2 separate regions of the Homo sapiens genome follow, and region 1 is linked to region 2. Evidence: chromatin loops called from intact Hi-C (ENCODE). Cell type or tissue: Panc1. All regions are shown on one strand. Each heading gives the region's core, and the rest is flanking DNA. Links, peaks and the distances in the headings are about the cores only.

Region 1 (4,402 bases), core at 316-4,315, 60 kb after region 2:
ATTGGAGAGATGTCAATGCTTCTAAAACTAATCCATATGTGCAAAGGGATCCTAACTGAAATGTGAATAGCAATTTCTAAAAAATTGAAGGAAAGATACTGAGCTTTATCTGGAAAAATAAGTATTCAAAAGTAGCCAGGAAATTTTGATTATAAAGAATAATGAGGAAGGATTAGCCCTGCCAATATTAAGTCAGATCATGAAGTGACAATAATTAAAACAATTCTGCAATGGAGAAGATGTAGACAGGTCAATGAAACAGAATGTAAAGCCAAAACACCAGGCCCAAATGAAAGTGGAAATTTAATGGAAATAAATGGAGAAAAAAGTGGTATTCCATGAATACTATGGCAACTGGCTCTTTATTTAGAAAAATGATTTCATAAAATAAGAATGCTGGTATGGTTTGGCTGTGTCCCCACCCAAATCTCATTTTGAATTGTACCTCCCACAATTCCCACTTGTCATGGGAGGAACCCAGTGGGAGGTAATTGAATCATAGGGGCGGGTCTTTCACGTGCTGCTCTCATGATAGTGAATATGTCTCATAAGATCTGATGGTTTTAAAAATGCGAGTTTCCCTCCACAAGCTGGCTGTTTTCCTGCTGCCATTCATGTAAGACTTGACTTGCTCCTCCTTGCCCTCCACCATGATTGTGAGGCCTCCCCAGCCACATGAAACTGTCAGTCCATTAAACCTCTTTCTTTTGTAAATTGCCCAGTCTCAGCTATGTCTTTATCAGCAGTGTGAAAATGAACTAATCCATTAATTGGTACCAGTAGAGTAGGGTGCTGCTGAAAAGATAACCAAAAATGTGGAAGCAACTTTGGAACTGGGTAACCGGCAGAGGTTGGAACAGTTTGGAGGGCTCAGAAGAACACAGAAAAATGTGAGAAAGTTTTGAACTCCCCAGAGACTTGTTGAATGGCTTTGACCAAAATGCTGACAATGACATGGACAATGAAACCCAGGTTCAGGTGATCTCAGATGGAGATGAGAAACTTGTTGGGAACTGGAGTAAAAGCAACTCTTGTTATGTTTTAGTAAAGAGACTGGTGGCATTTTTCCCCTGCCCTAAAGATTTGTAGAACTTTGAGATTATTTAGAGTATCTGGCAGAAGAAATTTCTAAGGAGCAAGGCATTCAAGAGGTAACTTGGGTGCTGTTAAAGGCATTCAATTTTATAAATGAAGTAGAGTATAAAATTTGGAAAATTTGCAGCCTGATAATGTGATAGAAAAGAAAATCCCATTTTCTGCGGAGAAATTTAAGCCGGCTGCAGGAATTTGCATAAGTAACAAGCAGCTGAATGTTAATCTCCAACAAAATGGCAAAAATGTCTTCAGGGCATGTCAGAGGTCTTCATGGCAGCCCCTCCCATCACAGGCCTGGAGGCCTATGAGGAAAAAATGTTTTCATGGGCCAGAGCCAGGGCCCCCTTGCTCTGTGCAGCCTAGGGACTTGGTACCCTACGTTCTAGCCACTCCAGCCATGGCTAAAAGGGACCAAGGTACAGCATGAGCCATTGCTTCAGAGGGTGCAGGCCCCAAGCCTTGGCAGCTTCCATGTGGTGTTGACACTGCAGATGCACAGAAGTCAAGAACTGAGGTTTGGGAACCTCCACCTAGACTTCAGAGGATGTATGGAAATGCCTGGATGCCCAGGCAGAAATTTGCTGCAGGGGCAGGGTCCTGGTGGAAAACCTCTGCTTGGGCAGTGAGGAAGGGAAATGTGGGGTTGGAGCCCCCAGAGTCCCTACTGGGGTACTGCCTAGCAGAGCTGTGAGAAGAAGGTCACAGTCCTCCAAACCCCAGAATGGTATATCTACCGATAGCTTGCACCATGCACCTGGAAAAACCACAGACACTCAATGCCAGACTGTGAAAGCAATCGAGAGGGAGGCTGTACCCTGCAAAGCTACAGAAGCAGAGCTGCCCAAGACCATGGGAACCCCCTTCTTGCATCAGCATGACCTGGATGTAAGACATGGAGTAAAAGGAGAGCATTTTGGAGCTTTAAGATTTGACTGCACCGCTGGATTTCAGACTTGCATAGGGCCTTTACCCCCTTCGTTTTGGTCAATTTCTCCCATTCGGAATGGGAGTATTTATCCAATGCCTGTACCCCTATTTTATCTAGGAAATAATTAAGTTGCTTTTGATTTTACTGGCTCATAAGTGGAAAGGACTTGCCTTGTCTCAAATGAGACTTTGGACTATGGACTTTCAAGTTAATGCTGAAATGATTTAAGACTTTGGGGTACTGTTGGGAAGGCATGATTGGTTTTGAAATGTGAAGACATAAGATTTGGGAGGGAACAGGAGTGGAATGATACGGTTTGGCTATGTCCCCACCCAAATCTCAAATTGAATTGTAACTTCCATAATTCCCACTTGTGGGAGGAACCCAACGGGAGGCAATTGAATCATGGGGTGGGTCTTTCCTGTGCTGTTCACATGATAGTGAATAAGTCTCGTGAGATCTGATCGTTTTAAAAATGGGAGTTTCCCTGCACAAGCTCTTTCTCTTTGCCTGCTGCCATCCATGTAAGACATGACTTGCTCCTCCTTGCCTTCCACCATGATTGTGAGGCCCCCTCCCATGATTGTGAGGCCTCCCCAGTCACATGGAACTTTAAGTCCATTAAACCTCTTTCTTTTGTAAATTGCCCAGTCTCAGGTATGTCTTTATTGTATTAGTGGAAACACACTAATACAAATGCTTACCTAACTTTACTCCAAAAACCAAAAATTAAAGGTAAAAAATAAAATAATAAAATTACAAAAATAAAATCATCAGTAATTATAATCAACATGCTAGAATGTGAAACCTTTCTATTTATATACAAAGATAGGAGAAAAAAAGAAGAAAAAACTATTTTACATGAAAATGAAAATTTTCTCTATGGCTAAAATTCCAAAAACCAAGTAAAAACACATAATACAACCCAGAAAAAATATTTTCACACATACAAACAACAACTTATGAAATGCATATAAAAATCAATCTTTAAAAGGATCACAGCCCAGTAGGAAAATAAAAGATATGAGAAAACCGGCAAATTACAGAGAAGTAACACAATGCCCCCAAATCGCATGTCAAGATACCTTACCCAACTCACTAATAAAGCAATGAAAATCAAACCAGTATCATTTCTAAACTATACAGGTGAAAATTAGAATTAAAAAAAAAACAGTGCTGATAAGAATGTGAGGAAAGATATTCTCATATACTTGTTGAAAGAGAATCAACTTTCTGGGAACTCAATAAGCAATTTAAATCAAAGTTTAACTATGAAGTTAACCCTTTGATCCAATAATCAATTTCACTTCCGAGGACTTTTCCTGTTGATAAACTCATGAAAAACTACTGAGAAATATATTCAAAGATGTTTCTTACAGTCTTATTGGTAATGCCTAAATAATAATAATAAATAAAGAACCAAGGCAATCTTTGAGATTTCTTAAATTTGATAAAAACAGTCCCTACATCGTATAGCTATGATTAACCTTTTCTTTATATTTTCTTTCATGAAGCCTTTCCAATTTTTAACTTTCCTTTAAACTCCTAGAGAATTTTATTTGACTTTCTTCTTTGGCACTTAACATTGACTATCTTGAAATACAGTTACTTTGTGTTATGTCCTTTATCAGACTCCAACCTCTTTGAGGAAACAATTCATCCTTAACTCATTCCTATTTTTTTCTCGGTACAACTACTATTTACTCATATCCAGATTCCTCTCCACTCTCTGGCATATGGGAAATCATACTTACCTAATCTGTTAAAATACATGTGGTTTGCACAATTTGCTCTAGTTAATTAAACATGAATGGTAGTGATTTAAAAGCCAATGTTTGATTCTCTCTGCACCTGCCACCATAATTAGTCATGATCTAGATGGTGAAATATCTGTTAATCTGAGTCTCCCTGTGAAGACAATGGGAAGCTCCTCACTGCTGCTGATAAATATGTAGTTTGAGGAGCAATAAACCTTTGATTTAAGCCACAAGCATGTGGGTTTGCTTGTTACTGTAGCATAAGCTACTCTAGCCTACCTATTGTCTTGCTTGTGATTAATAATAATTTGCTGAATATACAGAATGTTTTCATTTCCCAAAACACAGTCAACACTCTTGGGTGCTCAAAGAAAATTTCAATAAAACAAATATTTGGGGGAGTCACACTCTTGGTCCTATCAGAGTTTACAAGTGATTAAAGTCAAAGAGAATCCAAACTAGTAAGATAATTCCACTTCCCACAGGCTGCTTTCCAAACCTTTCATGGCTGATGAATATAACTTTGATGAGCCTGTCCATCTTTTAAGCCGATCTAGAGTCATAGTCTTCAGTCAGGTCAAGATTATTTTTGGGGCTAGTAAAAGAACATGAGAACTACTAT
Region 2 (4,402 bases), core at 239-4,238:
GCCAATTTTGCACTATAATGATAAAATTGAGTAGTTACAACAGAGACTTGTATGGCTCTCTAAGCCTGAAATATTTACTTTCTGTCCCTTTTCAGAAAAAGTTTCCAACACCTAATATACAGCAAGAAAAAAATTAAAATATTTTATTGAAAAGATTATGTGTATTTTTAATATGTGTAATTTTAACTTCTTAGATCTATTTTTAACAAAATAATTGTACAAGCACAAGATGCAGAAAACCAACTTTAGAGTAATTCATGTAAAAATAAACAAACTGTGATACTGGAAATCCTCACTGGCCTACCCAGCCAAATCAGCAGAATCTGCTTAAGTGGTAGACAGCACACATTGTTCTAAAACCTTTTACGGAAAGTCCAACAGATACAATTGACCTTCAACACAGTGTGAGTCAACAGTGTGGTGTATCTAATAAAAAAAAAAAAAGCTGATGAAATTTTAGGCTGCATTCTTAAGAATTAGAGAATCCAAAAGACATTGAGAGAGCCCATTGTGCACCACTTAATAAGGGGTATTTTCTTACAAAATGACCTTGAGAAACTGTGGAGACCTGCTTAGCAAGTTCAGTCATTCCAGCAAGTCAGTCACACACAACTCTGTGTGTACCTATAGCTGCTGGAGCCCACAATACACCAAGGATCCACAAGGGTCTACCACTGATGGAAGAGCAGCTACCTTTTCTCATTATTGGGCTCCCATGTCTTTTTTTTCTCTCTCTTTTCTAAATACTTTAGAAATTAAAAGTAAAATAGAGTAGGTCATCTACTCATATGCCAGGGTCTATTCCCCTGAGGCAATGCTTAGTCAAAGGTTGACTGCTTCTAAAATAGCAATTCCATCACTTCCTTTTAGAAGGCTGTCCTAGAATCTATTTGCAAAATAGTTGGGAACAGTTTTCTGAGTGTTTTGTCTGATCCTCTGGTTAACCAAGAAAACAAAATAGTTATCGTACCACAGGATTATATATAGCTAGGAAATGGTCAAATAATGACATTCAAAGAGTTTCAGTTCTACCTTGAGAATAACTAACCTCATATCCTAAATATATTTGTTAAGCTTGCCTTACTTATTTAAAATCTAAAAGTAAAGATAATATGCTCTTACTCACAGAACTAGTATAATTTACAAGGCACTCTATATACATTCCACTAAATAAAAATACCAAAAAGAAGACTAGAAAACTGATATTGTAAGAGATATTCTTATTCATAACTATGAATGCTCTAGACTGGTGGTTTTGGCACTGAGCTCTATAGAGCTCTAGTATTCCTCAATACTAGACACCAAGACACCAAAAAGGGAGAAGGGGGCTGAGCAGCAGGAGATTCTGGACCCTTTCCAACATAACAGGATGAGCTTTACTTTAGCCTGTTTCTTAGGCTGAGCCTTTCCAGATTTAATTCTTACAAGTGATTTTTTTTCATAGAATAAAAACCACATTTAAAATACAATCAAGGTAGTAGTAAAATTTTCATCAAAGTTATAAATGGCCACTGTGATTATACAAAGTTCCCAGTCTTGTTTATTTTATCATATTTACCTTAGATCCCGGTGTTCCAGGCTGGCCTGGTGAGCCATTGCTTCCCATTAAACCCTACAATTTTAAAAAGGAATTTCAAGAGTAACTTAGAGAAGATTATTAAAAAATATTAAATCAATTTCCAAGTTACACATTCTCATAATTAATTCACTAAATTATAATACAGATCTGAAAATATAATACAATATTTAGAAAATTACTCCACCATACATCCATAGAGGATAATAAAAGTAAAAAATCAAACTATGCAAGATAGCATGAAGGCTAGCAGAGCGCTTATGATTCTATTGCTTACAAAAACTACAAATAGAGAAAATGGAGAGCTAGTAAAAGAAAAATATAAAGGAAAATTTTTTTTCTACACTTTTTCTTTTGTTAGGATGGCTAAAATTAGGTGTCTTCATAGATGTTATCCTGATTAACATTACTTAGAATTCTATTATCTTGAACAATATTTTAAAAGAGTTACATTCTAATAAACTCTCTGGATAATCTTTCTTCAGGGTACAAAATGGCCGTATCTTTAATCATAACATTCAAAATAAAAAATGATAACTACTCTTTCAATTAGGACTTGATTTAATTTAGATTCTACTTTAAATACTATTATACATATTTAACACACTTTACAAAGGAAAAGGGATTAAAAAATTATATCATTAGAAAATATAATCTCAATATGAACCTATAACAGACAATTTGATTCATATATTAAAATCAACATCACTTCTAGCAATAAAGTTAAAATTTGGGGGGGGATTCTTGCACACATGAATTTTCATAATTTTGAATCAGTTTCATATGCCATCTTCACTCTTGAAAATTCTGAAATAATTTACTCTGTTTTAGGAGCTTCCCATACTATGTCTTCTATACATATTCTTTCCCATTAGTGTAATATGTTTGTAAATTTAATTTAAAATAAAAAAATCACTGAGATTTAGACTTAATGGTACTTAGTATTTTTAAATTAATAGCTAGAATACATGTTTTCTAATTTATCTACAGTTAGGGTCCCTGATGTTTTTTTGGGTGGCCAACTTTTTGAGAAACTGAAGAAATCTTTACTCTTTTAGAAAAATGCACATAGACATAATATGTTTCATACAACAGAATGGAATTCATGGACCTCAAATATTTTATTGCTGTATCCCCTACATTTTTATGAACTCTCGAATATGAACTCCTAGTAGGTAGTAGCAACACTGCAAACACTTTGATGTATGATGATAATGACATCAACATACAGGCATCCCTGGGGCTCCTTTTTTTCCTTGCTGTCCTGGAGGCCCAATTTCTCCCTAAAAAAATCAAACATTAAAAACATTATAAATTGTAAATTATCAATTTATTTCAAGAAAGCTTCTGCCAAAGCACAATGGAATGACAATTGAATATCAATCAGTTCACCTTTTTCTGCTTTCTCTTCCACTACAGTAAGGAAGGAGCAAGGCCTTAAAGACCTTGGCATAGAGTCTGAGGATTTACTCTCAATATTTTTATTATGACATTTGTAGTAACATTTGCCATTCTTTCAAAGGAAGACCTAGTAGCTTAGATGGAGTTGGTAAACAACAGAAATAAAAATCAGGTGAAAAATTTTTCTATTTATCATAGAGTTTAAGAAATATGATAGTGAACATAAATTAATAAAGAAAAATAGACTAAAAAAATAACAGCATTAGACTTCAACTTCCAGGGATGCGGCTGACTAGGTCCTCTAAGTCCAGAACAAAAATCCTAGAAGGAACATCCTCTGTGAGAGAGTGCTGGTCTTCCAAGAAGTAGGAGAGGTATTCAAAGATCTCTCATTTTAATGAAATATACTTTGAGTTGGGGCTATAATTATGAGAATTTGAACTATACAGAAACCATGCCAGAGACAGAACTGTAGAAGCCAAGAAAAGTGGAAGTATCTGAGGGTGGATCTTCAGCTCTTGGGAAACTGAATGCTGGCCAGCCATGGAAAGGAAGCAGGAATCTTCAATACCTATGATGACTCAGCACTTTCAAATGGGGCTGAAATGGTATCCATGGCTACCAGCAAAAGGCAGGTCTTCATTTCCTAGTTAGGCTGACAGGACACCCTCTAAATTAAGATGAAGCAATGAGCTCATGATAAACAATATAGAAACAAGAGACAGCAAGATACAGGAATGAGAATAATAAGTAATAAATAATTAACTGCAGATATTAGAATTGTTAGAAACAGAATTTAGAATTAGATATGAGATTTTTTTAAATTAAAAAAACAGAATCATGAAAGACTATTAGTACTGAAAATATAACAAGAGACTTCAAGAACAAAAAGTTGTGGTTTAAAAAATTATAAACTCTGAAAGTGAAAATTATGAGTGTTTATCATTTTTAAAAAAAATCAATTGATCATTCTAACAGATTAGACACAATAAAGAATAAGTAAACTATAAGGTATATCTAAAACATTTAACCAGAATGTAAGACAACCAAAAATATGGAAATATGGTAGGTAATGCTAAAAAGAGATGTAGAGCATAAAATTAGAAGAAATAAAATAAAATGTCTAACCAGAATTCCAGAAACAGAGAATGGAGCAGAGGTCATATGGAGATAATGGTGATTCTTTCCAGAACTACTGGAAATAATTCCACAGAGCAAAGAAGCAAACTGAATTCCCAGCAAGATGAATAAAGAGATATCCATATCTAGACATATTGTAGTGAATTTGAAGAACACTAAAAACAAATAAAATACCTTAAAAGGTTCCAAAAGAAAGAAACAGATCACTTACAAAAGAATGATAATTAGAATGACAGCAGATTTTTCAAAGTTAACAATGAAAGCCAAAAAAACCATAGAAGAAAA

The links. A loop is a pair of places that touch in the nucleus more often than their neighbours do. Peaks named below come from ENCODE experiments on the same cell type or tissue, not always from the same donor. Only the 100,000 strongest peaks of a DNase experiment are listed, where the experiment ranks them.
Region 1: it touches region 2 in a loop (1.8-fold over the local background); 1 of 110 quality-filtered maps calls a loop at or near these places.

Annotation. Positions count from the first base shown.
Region 1 is chr6:56,132,263-56,136,664 of GRCh38, forward strand. The region is part of intron 12 of COL21A1 (collagen type XXI alpha 1 chain); the gene reads right to left. Among named protein-coding and RNA genes, the nearest start is that of COL21A1, 110 kb to the right of the region's middle. In Panc1, for the core only: no CTCF peak of the experiment used is centred there; no DNase peak of the experiment used is centred there.
Region 2 is chr6:56,072,674-56,077,075 of GRCh38, forward strand. It overlaps COL21A1 (collagen type XXI alpha 1 chain), which reads right to left. Exons shown (of 30, transcript NM_030820.4): 19 at 2,806-2,859; 20 at 1,559-1,612. Among named protein-coding and RNA genes, the nearest start is that of COL21A1, 170 kb to the right of the region's middle. In Panc1, for the core only: no CTCF peak of the experiment used is centred there; no DNase peak of the experiment used is centred there; H3K27ac peaks cover 261 bases.